Regions from separate parts of the Homo sapiens genome. Here region 2 is linked to region 1. A link is an interaction called in ENCODE POLR2A ChIA-PET data of the cell type or tissue named here. Cell type or tissue: HepG2. All regions are shown on one strand. Links, peaks and the distances in the headings refer to the core of each region. The heading gives the core; the rest is flanking DNA.

Evidence for each region. Peaks named below come from ENCODE experiments on the same cell type or tissue, not always from the same donor. Only the 100,000 strongest peaks of a DNase experiment are listed, where the experiment ranks them.
Region 2: POLR2A ChIA-PET joins it to region 1 with 6 read pairs; 1 of 35 experiments calls an interaction of 5 or more read pairs at or near these places.

The regions. Positions count from the first base shown.
Region 1 is chr11:65,060,765-65,068,944 of GRCh38, forward strand. It overlaps a transcript of NAALADL1 not described here and a transcript of CDCA5 not described here. Among named protein-coding and RNA genes, the nearest start is that of NAALADL1, 6.3 kb to the left of the region's middle. RefSeq lists a silencer at 5,993-6,287. In HepG2, for the core only: no CTCF peak of the experiment used is centred there; no DNase peak of the experiment used is centred there; H3K4me3 peaks cover 653 bases.
Region 2 is chr11:63,806,241-63,813,088 of GRCh38, forward strand. No RefSeq gene overlaps it. Among named protein-coding and RNA genes, the nearest start is that of SPINDOC, 3.8 kb to the right of the region's middle. RefSeq lists a silencer at 5,297-5,591. In HepG2, for the core only: no CTCF peak of the experiment used is centred there; a DNase peak (open chromatin) is centred at 4,351; H3K4me3 peaks cover 827 bases.

The sequences.
Region 1 (8,180 bases), core at 1,752-5,751:
TGTGGGTGGTATGGCCCCTCCCAGAACATTCTGGATTGTGGGAGTTCCTAGAAATAACTTACGGTAGTTAGAGCACATGAACACCTTTCATTTTCCTGCCTTATTCTCCCAATGGCTCTGGGTCCAAGGGGTCTTCAATCCTCCAGGACCAGCAATGCACTGCTGCTGGCTCCCTCCCCACTCTCCACCTGCCCCACACACTTGCCTCCGTCCCACCCTCCTTCACCTCCCACGTGTACTCACCTTGCCCAGTTTGAGGCCCTGGAAGCCCTCTTAACCCCCAATCCTCTCTGCTTTGGTCACATCCACTGGGAAAACACCATTCTGGTTACTTCTGACTCACTTTCTGCTTCTTCTGCGCCTGCACCCTTGCCCCTGGATGTGCCTGCAGAGTCACGTGGCCTCCCGGACACCATGTTGTGAAGACACTCAAGCAGCCCTGTGGACAGGCCTCATGGTGAGGCGCTAAAGCCTCCTGCCAACATTCAGCACTAACTTGCCAGCCCTGTGAATAAACCAACTTGGAAATGGGTCCTCCAGCACCAGCCAAGCCGTCAGAATACAGCGGCCCCTGCTGGAATCTTGACTGCAGCCTCACGAGAGTCCCTCAGCCAGTACCACCCAACCAAGCCACTTTCAGATTCTTAACCTGTGGACACTGTGTGAGATAATACATGTTTATGGTTTTGGGCTACTAGGTTTTGGAGTGATTATAACCGAGCAAAATAGGCCAGGCGCGGTGGCTCACGCCTATAATCCCAGCACTTTGGGAGGCGGAGACGTGCGGATCATGAGGTGAGGAGATCAAGACCATCCTGGCTAACATGGTGAAAGCCCGTCTCTACTCAAAATACAAAAAAATTAGCCGGGCGTGGTGGCGGGCACCTGTAGTCCCAGCTACTCTGGAGGCTGAGGCAGGAGAATGGCGTGAACCTGGGAGGCAGAGCTTGCAGTGAGCCGAGATAGCGCCACTGCACTCCAGCCTGGGTGACAGAGTGAGACTCCGTCTCAAGAAAAAAAAAAAAAAAAAACAAAAAAAACCACAGCAAAATGGAGAACCAATACAAATGACTAAATATAGACCAGAAACCCGCAAGTATATGTCTCCAATCTAACCCATCCCCGAACTCTTGTATTTCCAGCTGCCTAATTTTTTTTTTTTTTTTTTTTTTTGAGACAGAGTTTCGCTTTTGTTGCCCAGGCTGGAGTGCAATGGCGCGATCTCGGCTCACCGCAACCTCTGCCTCCCAGGTTCAAGTGATTCTCCTGCCTCAGCCTCCTGAGTAGCCGGGATCACAGGCATGCGCCACCATGCCCAGCTAATTTTGTGTTTTTAGTAAAGATAGGGTTTCTCCATGTTGGTCAGGCTGGTCTCAAACTCCCAACCTCAGGTGATCCGCCCGCCTTGGCCTCCCAAAGTGCTGGGATTACAGGCGAGAGCCACCGTGCCCAGCCTGCAGTGGCCTCTTAACTGGCCTCTCTGATTGTATTCTTGTCCCCTCTAGTTTTTTTCTCTACATAGCAGTCAGACTCATCTTTGTGAAACCCAGGTCCGCCATGTCACGACCGTGCTCACAGCCCTCCAAGTCTCCCTTTACACTCAGAGTAACAGTCATGACAGTGGCCATAGAGCCCTTCATGTCTCAGACCCGGTCCCCTCCCTGTCCTCCTCACTCACGGCTCCTGTAGCTCTGGCCTGCTACTGTCCCCTGAGCCTACCAGGCACACTCCTGACTCAGTGCCTTTGTGTTGGCAGCTCCCGCTCCCTAGAACCCTGCTCCCCAGCTGTCCACAGGGCTCCTTCCCTCAGGTCCTTTGTGTCTTTGCTCAAATGTCACTTCTCAATGAGCTCTTCCCTGACTACTCTATCTGAAATTGCATTCCTGGCTGGGTGCAGTGGCTCATACCTATAATCCCAACACTTTGGGAGGCTGAGGCAGGAAGATCGCTTGAGTCCAGAAGTTCAAGACCAGCCTGGGCAACATAGTGAGAATCCATGTTTAAAAATACATAAATAAAATAAAATTGCATTCCTCCCCCTCCCTCAGGCTTCCTCTTCCTCTGTGGCTTCATTTTTCTCCATTGCATCTATCCTCATGTTACTTGTTCATTATTTCTTGCTGCCCCTCCCAGAGCGTAAGTTCTACCAGGGCAGACATCTTTGTTTTATTCACTGCCGAAGCCCCAGAGTCCAGAGCAGTGCCCGGCACCTATGAGGCACTCAACAAGTATTTGTAGATTGGAGGCAAAGCTGACCTACGCCAGCACAGCAACTCAACACTCCTGCTCCAGCTGTCTTCTGTCCAAGGGGTGTTCAGAGCAATAAGAGATGTAAAAGGTGGGCACGAGACCCCTGGGAAGCAGATCCCCTCTGGGTAAGCCCCACCAGACTGCCAAGGCAGCCATGCATAGGACACCTGCGTAACAGGCGCAGGTGCCCTCACAAGATGGGGATGGGATCTAACAGACTTTCAGTGCTGGGTGTTCCCAAAGGATGACGTTGCAGGATGGAGGAAGGCCCTGCCAGGCTGCAGGGTCTGGCCACCCTCTTGGGCAGGAATACCAGGCCCTTTAGTGGGGAAGGGAGCCTGCTGGGAACACTGGTACTCAGAGCTGCTCCCACTGGGCCTGCAAAGCCAGTTTGGGGGCCAGGGTAGATCCACTGGAGATCAGATAACAGTCGCCAACACATGGAATGCACCAAGTCCACACAAAATCATTCATCCTCCGAGGTGGACACAGTGGAACCCCATGTTACAGATGAAGATGTGTGTCCAGGCACTCAGTCAAGGTCACACCAGACAGCAAGGGGTGGAGCTGAGAGTAGAATGCAGCGCCTGCACATTCACGAAGCTATCCCACCTGCCATCACTAGGCAGGAGAGAGGCATCCCATTCTGCCCCTCACTAGAGAAATGGTGCCAGCCAGACAGAGGAGGCTGATTTGCTAACCCAAGCCCAGTGCCTTGATGACAGAGGCCCAGGAGGTGTGGGCACAGCTTGTGACTCACATGGTAGCCTCCTTTGACTGGGAGAAATGTGTGTGAATGAAAGGACCAGGTAACACCCTGGGGCCCACGCAGCTTTGCTGTGGGACCTTCCTTGACAGGAACCTCTGGGCTGGGCTGGGACTGCTTGGATGCAGTGTCAACAGGAGTGGCTGCAGGGACTGACCTCAGGACAGCCAGTGAAGGATCCCTGAGCTGCAGAACCATGGCCAGGATGCATTCGAATCTATAAGCACTTCTGTGGTTTGGAGCTGGTTGGGGAGGGGGCTCCGTAATAGACTCCATTTCCTGCAGCCAAGCAGTATTCATGTAACCTTATTCGAGCGCTGTCCCAGGCTGAGACATAATTAAATAAAAGCATAATTAGCCGGGTGCAGTGGCTCACACCTGTAATCCCAGCACTTTGGGAGGCCGAGGCAGGTGTATCACAAGGTCAGGAGATCGAGACCACCCTGGCTAACACGGTGAAACCCCGTCTCTACTAAAAATATAAAAAACTAGCCAGGCATGGTGGCGGGTGCCTGTAGTCCCAGCTACTCGGGAGGCTGAGGCAGGAGAATGGCATGAAGCCAGGAGGCAGAGGTTGCAGTGAGCTGAGATTGCGCCACTGCACTGTAGCGTGGGCGACAGAACAAGACTCTGTCGCAAAAAAAAAAAAAAAAAAAGCATAATTAGTCTCTCTCTGTGTCCTTTTAAAGGAAACATCAAATGGGACCATGCTGATGACTGCATCTTATTGACAGAAGTCCTTAAATGGGTAATTGATTTAGCTGTTGATCCAACTACCATCAACCTCAGTACCCTATGATTCCCTTTGGGAAAATTGCAAGACAGCTGTTTGTACAGCAGGGCCCCTGGTCAAGGACAGGTCAGGAAGTAGGTGGTTGGGGAGGTCTGGGATCCCTACAGCCATCGGGTGAGGAGGGTAGAGTCTCAGAAGGGGTGGGCTGCTAAGTCAGAGATGTTAGTCTGGGAGCGGTAGCTAATGCCTGTAATCCCAGCATGTTGGCAGGCTGAGGCGGGAGGATTCTTTGAGCCCAGGAGTTTGAGACCAGCCTGAGTAATATAGCAAGACCCTGTCTCTATTTATAAAAATAAAATGTAAAAATATGAAGAAAAGAGATGTTAGCTCAGCTCAATTCAGCCTGAAGCTGGGGCAGAATCAAATAGTCACTAATCAAGCACTTCATCAGTTACTTTGCCCAGGCCTGATCCCTAGGAGTCTGGTGTAAGTCAAACCAGGCCTGGGGAGAAGCCACAAACCTGAATTTCCATCCTCTTGGCTGTTGTCTCCCTACAGTGAACATAAGGCAAAATGATCATCCCCAGCCCGTTCCGTGTCACACGAGGATTAACGAAGGAATTCTGCATGGTGGATCTTTTACCATCCATTAGACCTAGATGCTGTAAAGTTAGAGGTTACTTTACAGAAAACTGATTAAGATGCAAAATGATTTCTGCCCAGTGAATAATACAAGCCTTAGAGTTATGGGACTTTTTATTTTATTTTAAATTAAAAAAAAAATTTTTTTTTGAGATAGTGTCTTGCTCTGTCGTCCAGGCTGGAGTACAGTGGTGCCACCTTGGTGCGCTGAAACCTCAGCCTCCCAGATTCAAGTGATTCTCGTGCCTCAGCCTCCCAAGTAGCTGGGATTACAGGCACGTGCCACCACACCTGGCTACTTTTTGTATTTTTAGTAGAGACCAGGTTTTCCCATGTTGGCCACACTGGTCTCAAACTCCTGACCTCAGGTGATCTGCCCACCTCGGGCTCCCAAAGTGCTGGGATTACAGGTGTGAGCCACTGTGACCAGCCCGGGTTATGGGATTTTAAAAATAAATGCCCTTTAGAATATTAACCAATTTTGTATGTAATTTAGCAATCTTCTATCAGGATTCCTTGCTTTCTCCCCCTTGACTATATACGTGTCAGTTTTTTGTATTCTTTTTTGCAACCCCATTGGTGGAGGGGGGTTGGGGGCTCCCAGGAGGCCCTGGGCCAGAGGGCTCCTGGGTTGGAGGTGAAACTCAAAATCGATATGTATCTCCAGGCCTGAGGGGTATAGGATGCGGGCCCTTGGGGAGTTGCCACCACCTCTCTCTGCCCCCCAACCCCATGACTTACAAAGGGGAAGGGACTTTTCCAAGGTCACCAGATGGTTAGTGGCTCTTCCCCTATCCCTCCCCCGCCTACACCCCAGTATCCTTCTGCACTTTGGAGTTAGAGCAGGTACCCAGATCCTCCGGGGAGGGACTGCGGCCCCTTTCTGGCCTCACCCCAGTGCTTATCTTGGGAACATCGCCCTTGAGCTCTCATCTCCAGGCTGACAACAACCAGGCCTGGAACCTTCTGTGAGGGGTCGGGGGAGGGCAGGGCCATGTCGGGGAGGGGTAGATGCAGAATGGGTGAGCTGAGGGAGTGGGGGTGATGTCAGAGGGTGGCTGAGGGGCTGAGCTCAGTGTGGACGTGGTGACCTCCTGCTCCCCACCTGAGCCCAGGGCCCACAGACACTTGGTGAAGCTGAAGCTTAGCTTCCAAGTTTATTTCTGGGATCTAGGGAGGAGCTGGCTGAAGGAGCGGCCTCCCGAGGAGGTGTCCGACCTCTGGCCTGGGGCCTGGCCAGGCCTGACCCTGGTCTCTGTGGTCGTGGGGCAGGTCAGGCAGCTTGAAGAGGAGACCTGCCTTCCGGGGGTTTGGGTCACTGCAGGCAGAGACAGCTCGAGTGAGCAGCATGGGGCAGCCGCCTCTTCCCTCCCCGCTGCCATGGCTGCCCGCACACCTGAGCAGAGCCACCTCCGGCAGGGCCTGGCTTTCCTCCTGCAGGGCCTTCACTTCATCCTGGATGGCCTGGGCCTCCTCCTGGATGGCCTGGGCTCCCTCCTTCAGGCTCTTATACAATAAGGTGGGCTGGACAAAGGGTTGCAGGGCTCGAGGTGGGTAGCCAGCCATGCAGGACAACCCGAAGCCCCTCTAGGAGAGCTGGGCTGGGAGGCAGGGAGGAGGCAAGACAAAGAAATGGGGTCCTGGCTCAGGGTCTTACCAGGTTCTGCAGCTTCTCCCCCAGGGCCAGGTTGTGCACTTGGGTGGTGTTCAGTGACTCCCGAAGCCTAGGGTTGAAAAACAGACCCCTCCCACCTCAGCCAGGCTTTTGTTCCAGGCAGCACTCCCCACCCCTCCCACCTCCTGCTTCAGCCACCTGGTCCTATAGCCACCTGGGACCAGTGTTTCAGTAAGAGCCCAGTCTTCCTGTCCCGGCAAAACCACAGGTGGGATGGGAATTGTTCTCCCTGAGTGATTGGTAGCAGGGGACCGAGAGAGAGACTAATTATGCTTTTTGTCTTCCTTTGCAAGAGCAGGGCAGGCTGCTTCTGTGGGTGGGCTAGAAACCCTCTGAGGCTCCCCTTGGAAGGGGTGGGTGGTATAGGGCTAGCCGCTCCTTTGGGCTGTAGGCAGGGTTGCAACAGGATTCTCTGTGGCTCCAGGCCAGTGACAGGGCCAATGCTGGAACCAGCCCTGCCTAGGCGCTCCAGGTCAGCTGTGTATGAATGGGAGAGCTGATCACTCAGGTCTATGGCCTGGAAGCCTCCGTCATGCCCTGCCCCCACCTCAGGACCTTTGCTGACAGATGGGGCTCTGACCCCAGCATTACCTGAGAGGGGCGAGCGGCCATGGGATTGTGTGGACCCCAGCTCCAGAGCCCGACATCCAGAGAACAAGCCCCTCCCCCAGACTGAACGCTCCTCAAGTTCTTGGACAATTAAAGGTGGGGGTTCCTGAATGCCCGTTCACCAGCCACGTGGGCCCTGACCTGAAAGCCAGGCCTGGCCTTGGTCGGGGGAAGCCCTGTCACCCTACCCGCTCCCATCTGCCCGCCCAGATCACCTCATGCAGTCATTCTGCAACTGCCTGATCTCCTTTGAGGTCCGCTGGGGGCCCCAGTCCTCCTGATCTAAGAACTGGTACTCCTGGATCTCCGAGTCCCTGGAGCAAGTGGGTAGTGAAGGTCAGGCCAGAGGGTCTAGGGGATGAGGGAAGTGGGTGGGTGGTGTGGGGGTGCCCAGCCAAAGGCCCCGGCTTCAGCAGGCCTCTCTGGGCCTCCTCTCTGCACGGGCCAGGACTGAGTCCTAGCCCAGGTTTGAATGTTTCTGGGTGTGGGGTGGGGAGAAACACCATCCACCTCCCCCAGTTTTGTGCGTGCCTGCATGTGCCTGCATGGGCACTCTCTCTCTCTCTCTCTCTCTCATGCAGCCTTACGATTCAGGGTCTTTTGGCTCAGTGGGCTCAGAGGTGTTCAGGAGTGTAAACAGGAACGTGACGGTGGGTTCCAGTTGTTCTGAGGAAGGTGGCTTTGCAGAGAAAGCGCCAAGGTGACTGGAGAGGGTCACGGCTGCTCACCCAAGAGCCTGGGTCCTCCCACACCCCCCATCCTTGCCATCTCCCTGTCTTTCAGGGGCCCCATCGTCTGTATCCCCCACCCTGTAGGGAAAGCCTGGTAGGAGGTATGAATGGGACCTGTCCAGGAGGCCCTCCAGCGCTGAACTCCCCTGCACCCATTCCTCAGCCCTGAACCCAGGAGCTGGGCCTGGACGCCCTGACAGCTGGAAGCTGGGTGTGACGACGGGGGTTCAGGCCTCCATTCAGATACAGGAAGAATTTCTCCAGCTCTCCTGCCTCCCCTGCCCACTGCCTTAGGAGGCCCTGGGGTTTCCCATCACCTCCAAGTTCCGCTCCTCGGAAGCCTGAGGGCCCTTGGGTTCTTGCTCCTCAACAGGCTGCACCACTGGCTTGTTGGCCAGCTTGGAGTGGGCTCTTTGTCTGCCCCTAAGAGACTGAGAGAGACAGAAGCCTGCTAGTCACTCACATCTACCATCCCCGCTATGCCATTTCTAGCCTGGTCTGGTTTTTAGGGGGCGGCTTCCAGCCTGGCGAGCGTCTATCACCAGCTCTGTCCAGCAAGCCAGACCCCCTCAAAGTGAAAGTTGCCAGATTTAGTAAATACAATATAGGCCCAGTGAAATCTGAATTTCAGCTGAAAATGGATACTTTTTCAGTATCTGTCTCACACAATGTTTGGGATATACTTACACTAAAAAACAATTCACTGTTCATTTGAAATTCAAATTTAACTAGGTGTCCTGTATTTTATCTGGCAGTCCTGCCAAACTACATGCT
Region 2 (6,848 bases), core at 2,539-6,538, 1.3 Mb before region 1:
GCCCCGTCCTAGGAATCTCATGTCTCAAGGCCAAATTCGCTAAGTCAAAAGACGAGTTACAGACATAACTTAGATTAGTAAGGGTCTACCCTCTCTCCTCCACAGGAAGCTGTCTCAACAATTAAGATTCCTGGCTGGGCACAGTAGCTCATGCCTGTAATTCCAGCACTTTGTGAGGCTGAGGTGGGAGGATCGTTTAAGCCCAGGAGTTTGAGACCAGCCTGGGCAACATAGGGAAACCCTGACTCTATAAAAATACAAAATGGGGCCAGGCGCATTGGCTCACACTTGTAATCCCAGTACTTTGGGAGGCCGAGGCAGGTGGATCACCAGGTCAGGAGTTCCAGACCAGCCTGGCCAATATGGTGAAACCTCATCTCTACGAAAAATACAAACAATTAGCCAGGCGCAGTGGCTCACGCCTGTAATCCCAGCACTTTGGGAGGCTGAGGTGGGTGGATCACAAGGTCAGGAGATCAAGACCATCCTGGCTAACACGGTGAAACCCCATCTCTACTAAAAATACAAAAAAATTAGCTAGGCGTGGTGGCGGGCGCCTGTAGTCCCAGCTACTCGGGAGGCTGAGGCAGGAGAATGGTGTGAACCCGGGAGGTGGAGCTTGCTGTGAGCCAAGATCACGTCACTGCACTCCAGCCTGGGCTACAGAGCAAGACTCTGTCTCAAAAAAAAAAAAAAAAAATACAAACAATTAGCTGGGCATGGTAGCGCGCACCTGTAATCCTAGCTACTCAGGAGGTTGGGGCAGGAGAACTGCTTGAACCCAGGAGGCAGAGGCTGCGGTGAGCAGAGATCGTGCCACTGCACTCTAGCCTGGGCGACAGAGCAAGACTCCACCTCAAAAATATATATGTAATAATAACAATAAATTAAATAAATAAATTCCAATTCTTGGCCAGGCACAGTGACTCACACTTGTAATCCCAGCACTTTGGGAGGCTGAGGCGGGAGGATCGCTTGAGCCCAGGAGTTCGAGGCTGTGGTGAGCTATGATTTCGCCACTGTACTCCAGGCTGGGTGACAGAGCCAGACTCTGCCTCTACAACAAACAAACAAACAAAAATTTGATTCCTGTATATGGCACTTTCTATGTAGCTGTGTAGCTGGTGGAGGAGAATTCCTGGAATTCCTAATAACTCCACTGAAGATGGTCTGGAGTCTTCCCTCAGAGCTCAGCGCAGAGAAGGTTTGCTCAGCAGAGCAGGTATGCAAGGCAGAAGGCCTGGCTTTGCAGGCCGACCAATTCGCTTCTGTGACTTTCATGTTGTTTGATTTGGTTTCTTCATCTAAGCATTGCAGTGTTTAAGAGCAAGGACAGGGGATAGAGCTAGGGTTGGGTCCTGCCTTAGCAACTAGCCACATTTCATTAAATCTAGGACATCATGGTTTGCAAGATGAACCATTATTTTATGTATCCCCAAAGAAAAAAATACTGCCAAACTATGACAATGATCTCTTATCACTTGGAATTTTATTTTACGTTTATTAAAAGAGCTCTTTTGGCCAGACTCGGTGGCTCATGCCTGTAATCCCATCACTGTGGGAGGCCGAGGTGGGTAGATCACTTGAAGTCAGGAGTTCAAGACCAGCCTGGCCAACATGATGAAACCTCGTCTGTACTAAAAATACAAAAATTAGCTGAGCATGGTGGCACATGCCTGTAATCCCAGCTACTCAGGAGGCTGAGACAGGAGAATCGCTTGAACCCGGGAGGTGGAAGTTGCAGTGAGCCAAGATAGCGCCACTGCACTCCAGCCTGGGCAACAGAGCAAGACTCTGTCTCAAAAAAAAAAAAAAAAAAATTAAAAGAGCTCTTTTAGGCCGGTGCAGTGGCTCATGCCTGTAATCCCAGCACTTTGGGAGACCAAGGCAGTCGGATCACTTGAGATCAGGAGTTCGAGATTAGCTTGGCCAACATGGTGAAACCCCATCTCTACTAAAAATACAAAAAATTAGCCGGGTGTGATGGCGGACGCCTGTAATCACAGGTACTCAGGAGGCTGAGATGGGAGAGTCACTGAAACCTGGGAGATGGAGGTTGCAGTGAGCCGAGATCGTGCCACTGTACTCCAGCCTGGGAGACAGAGTGAGACTCTGTCCCAACAACAACAAAAAAAAGAGCTCTTTTAGACTTGCAGATTTTTTTTCTTTTTTTTTTTTGAGACAGAGTCTTGCCCTGTCACCGAGGCAGGAGTGCCGAGGCAGGAGTGCAGTAGCACAATCACAGATCACTGCAACCTCCAACTCCCAGATTCAAGCGATTCTCATGCCTCAGACATCAAGGTAGCTGGGATTACAGGGGCACTCCACCACACCAAGCTAATTTTTTTTTTTTTTTTTTTGAGACGGAGTCTCACTCTGTCGCCCAGGCTGGAGTGCAGTGGCGTGAGATCGGCTCACTGCAAGCTCCACCTCCCAGGTTCATGCCATTCTCCTGCCTCAGCCTCCCAAGTAGCTGGGACTACAGGCGCCTGACACCACGCCCAGCTAATTTTTTGTATTTTTAGTAGAGATGGGGTTTCACCATGTTAGCCAGGATGGTCTCGATCTCCTGATCTCATGATCCACCCACCTCGGCCTCCCAAAGTGCTGGGATTACAAGCATGAGCCACCACGCCCGGCCTTTTTTTTTTTTGAGACAGAGTTTTGCTCTTGTTGCTCAGCCTGGAGTGCAATGGCCCAATCTCAGCTCACTGCAAGCTCCACCTCCTGGGTTCAAGTGATTCTCCTGCCTCAGCCTCCTGAGTAGCTGGGATTACAGGGGCCCACCACCAGACCCGACTGATTTTTTGTACTTTTAATAGAGATGGGGTTTCACCATGTTAGCCAGGACGGTCTCGAACTGCTGACCTCAGGTGATTCCCCTGCCTCGGCCTCTCAAAGTGCTGGGATTAGAGACATGAGCCACTGTGCCTGGCAATTTTTTTTTTTTTTTTTTTTTTGAGATGGAGTTTCCCTCTTGTTGCCCAGGCTGCAGTACAATGGCACAATCTCAGCTCACTGCAACCTGCGCCTCCTGGGTTCAGGCGATTCTCCTGCCTCTGCCTCCTGAGTAGCTGGGATTACAGGTGCCCGCCATCACACCCGACTAATTATTTGCATTTTTAGTAGAGACAGGGTTTCACCATGTTGGCCACGCTGGTCTCGAACTCCGAATCTCAGGTGATCCAACCGCCTTGACTTCCCAAAGTGCTGGGATTACAGGCGTGCGCCACCACGCCCAGCCATCCAGCTAATTTTTGTATTTTTTGTAGCAACTGGGTTTGGACATGTTAGCCAGGCTGGTTGCGAACTCCTGGCCTCCCGCCTTGACCTCCCAAAGTGCTGGGATTATAGGTGTGAGCCACTGCACCTGGCCCTAGATTTGTTGATATTTTAACATAGGTTTTCATGATATATCACTCTTCATATACATGAAAATGTAGGCAAAATAAATTGGTTGGGGTTGTCAAAGCCCTGTGACCAAGGACCACCAGGAACACACTTGTAACCAAAATTAGGTTTAATTTGCTGCAGTGAAGGAGAATACATCCCAGGGAAACCCTCAAGGCACCCTCAGGAAACTCCTTAAATTTGGCCTCGTTCCCATAGTTCTATGGAAGAATTAGGGAAATGGAACTGGTTCAGGATTGAATGCTGTCAAGAAACAGGGGCAGTTCAGAAACTGGGTATCTTTTTTTTTTTTTTTTTTGGAGATGGAGTCTCGCTCTGTCACCCAGGCTGGATTGCGGTGGCGCAATCTCGACTCACTACAACCTCTGCCTCCCGGGTTCAAGTGATCAGCCCGCCTTGGCCTCCCAAAGTGCTGAGATTACAGGTGTAAGCCACCACGCCCAGCCTGGACTACAGTAATTTTTGCTAAAGAGAAATAGCAATTGCTCCAAAAAAGGTGAAGTCAGGCCGGGCACAGTAGCGCACACCTACTTTCCAGCACTTTGGGAGGCTGAGGCAGGTGGATTGCTTGAGTCCAGCCTGGACAACATGGTGAAACCCCATCTCTAAAAAAAAAAAAATTCTTTTTTTAAAAAAAGGCAAAGTCGGCCAGGAGCAGCGGCTCACACCTATAATCCCAGCACTTTGGGAGGCCGAGACAAGCGGATCACCTGAGGTCGGAGTTCGAGACCAGCCTGACCAACATGGAGAAACCCCGTCTCTACTAAAAATACAAAATTAGCCAGGTGTGATGGCGCATGCCTGTAATCCCAGCTACTCGGCAGGCTGAGGCAGGAGAATCTTGAACCTGGGAGGCGGAGGTTGTAGTGAGCTGAGATTGCGCCATTGCATTCCAGCCTGGGCAACAAGAACAAAACTCCGTTTTAAAAAAAAAAAAAAAGGCCGGAAGCAGTAGCTCGCGCCTGTAATCCCAGCACTTTGAGAGGCCGAGGCAGGAGGATCACAAGGTCAGAGTTCAAGACCAGCCTGGACAAGATGGTGAAACCCTGACTCTACTAAAAATACAAAAATTAGCCAAGTGTGGTGGCAGGCGCCTGTAATCCCAGCTGCTTGGGAGGCTGAGGCAGAGAATTGCTTGAGCCCGGGAGGCGGAGGTTGCAGTGAGCCGAGATTGCACCACTGCGCTCCAGGTTGGGTGACAGAGTGAGACTCCATTTCAAAAAAAAAAAAAAAAAAAAAGGCGAAGTCACTTTGTGGTCATGAAGTGGCTTCATCTATGTCTCATTCTAAACATAGCTTACTTTCTGCTGGTAACAGCACAGTCTGAATGCCAGAAAAGCCATCTTTCACTTTCTTGATAGTCCTAAACTTCAGTCCTAAACTTCACGTTGATGTTGATTATAGAAAGCATCACCATTTGAGGGATATTAAAATGTGGGGGAAATATTCACTCTAGGTTGGATGAAATAAGATTCTTGCTGTATTACCTTGGGCAAGTAATCTAACCCTTTAAGCTTCAACTTCTTGCTCTATAAGCTGAGAATAATATGACCTAAAAGAAATAATGTCTACTAATTGGGTGGTACAATACTGGGTGTATCACTCAAGGTTCAACCAGGAAAATAGGAACCACTTTTTTTTTGAGACAATCTAGCTCTGTCGCCCAGGCTGGAGTCAAGTGCAGCGGCATGATCTTGGCTCACTGCAACCTCCGCCTCCTGGGCTCAAGCAATCTTCCTGACTCAACCTCGTAAGTAGCTGGGATTACAGGCACACACCACCATGCCGGGCTAATTTCTTTTTTCTTTTTTCTTATGGTAGAGACAGGGTTTCACCATGTTGGCCAGGCTGGTCTCGAACTCCTGACCTCAAGTGATCCACCTGCCTTGGCCTCCCAAACTGCTGGGATTACAGTTGGGAGCCACTGCGCCCCGCCAGGAGGGAACCACTTTAAGTATTGAAAACAGAGAGAATGTAATGCAGGGTTTTGGTGACACGATTAACAGGGGTTAACAGGGAGGTCTGGAAAGCCCAGCAGGGGACAGAGAGAGGCAGTACAGAGACTGGCAAAAGCAAGAAGCTGCCTACAACTCCTAACCTGCAGGGACAAAAAGAGGAGGTGGACTGAGTAGAGCCCAGGGGCATGGATCATCCTACAGATGTTGGGACCACAGCTACCTATCCATGAGCTGGAGCCACAGAGAGGCCTCATCTGCTGCTGGAGATGTCACCTGAGCCTGAGCAAGAGAGAGAAAGAGAAGAAATACCATGGCTCTTTCTTTCCTCCTGCCTTCTCTTCTCCTGCCACTGCCTCCCATTGGCTAAACCGAGGCCTGAAGCCAGATGCTCTGGGAGCCTGAGAAACTGCCCCCCGCAAGACTCAGCCCACTGCAATACAGAGCAGAGCAGAGGGGCACGGAAGGGATCTGTAGCAAATGGTAGAGAATGACCATTCAGCAGAAATAGTTAAACAGGCTTGGTAATACCTTTGTTGTAAAACCTTTAAAATATCAGATACACTTGCACATAACAAAATAATTCCCTTAAAAATAGACTGCAAGGCCAGGCGCGGTGGCTCACGCCTGTAATCCCACTTTGGGAGGCCGAGGCAGACGGATGATGAGGTCAAGAGATCAAGACCATCCTGGCCAACATGCTGAAACCCCGTCTCTACTAAAAATACAAAAATTAGCCGGGCATGGTGGCACGTGCCTGTAGTCCCAGCTACCCAGGAGGCTGAGGCGGGAGAATAGCTTGAACCTGGGAGGCGGAGGTTGTGGTGAGCCGAGATAGCGCCACTGCACTCCAGCCTGGTGACAGAGCGAGACTCTGTCTCAAAAAAAAAAAAATTAAAAAATTGACTGCAATCCATATAGACTAGTTCACACCTCTTCTCACACCCCCATCCTACTACGCGATTCTGAATACTACTGTGTCTGGTCTGATATAACGACATTCGAAGATGGATTTTCAGTGTCAGACATTTTGCATTTTCTGAGCTGAAATCTCATGAGGGTTGCTATAGAAGAGGGAGATGCACATTCCATGTCACAGAAGTAAAAGCTCACCCAGAGTGTGGTTATAGGGCAGCAATGTCATGGCAACTGGACTCTGGTCTTGGGGCTCTCAAGGGATTGCTGTGTGTCCTTGGAGAGGGTCACAAAATCTCCGGACTCCCGTGCCAAAAATGGAAATCATACCCATCAGGGTGGTTTATGTCCGCTCACAGTCCACTCTGCTTCTCTTCTTTGCCTTCCCAGAAGGGTCCAAAATGGTTTTTGAAAGAAACGATGAGCCGGACTAAGAAAACAGATAATGTGCCCACGGCCACGGAGCTGGCAGATGAGAAGGAATTCGGTCTCTGCGTTTCCATACCAAGGCCCTTTCCACTCACCCACCGCTTCTCTTCCTGCCCGGGGCATCTGCTGGCGGAGGAA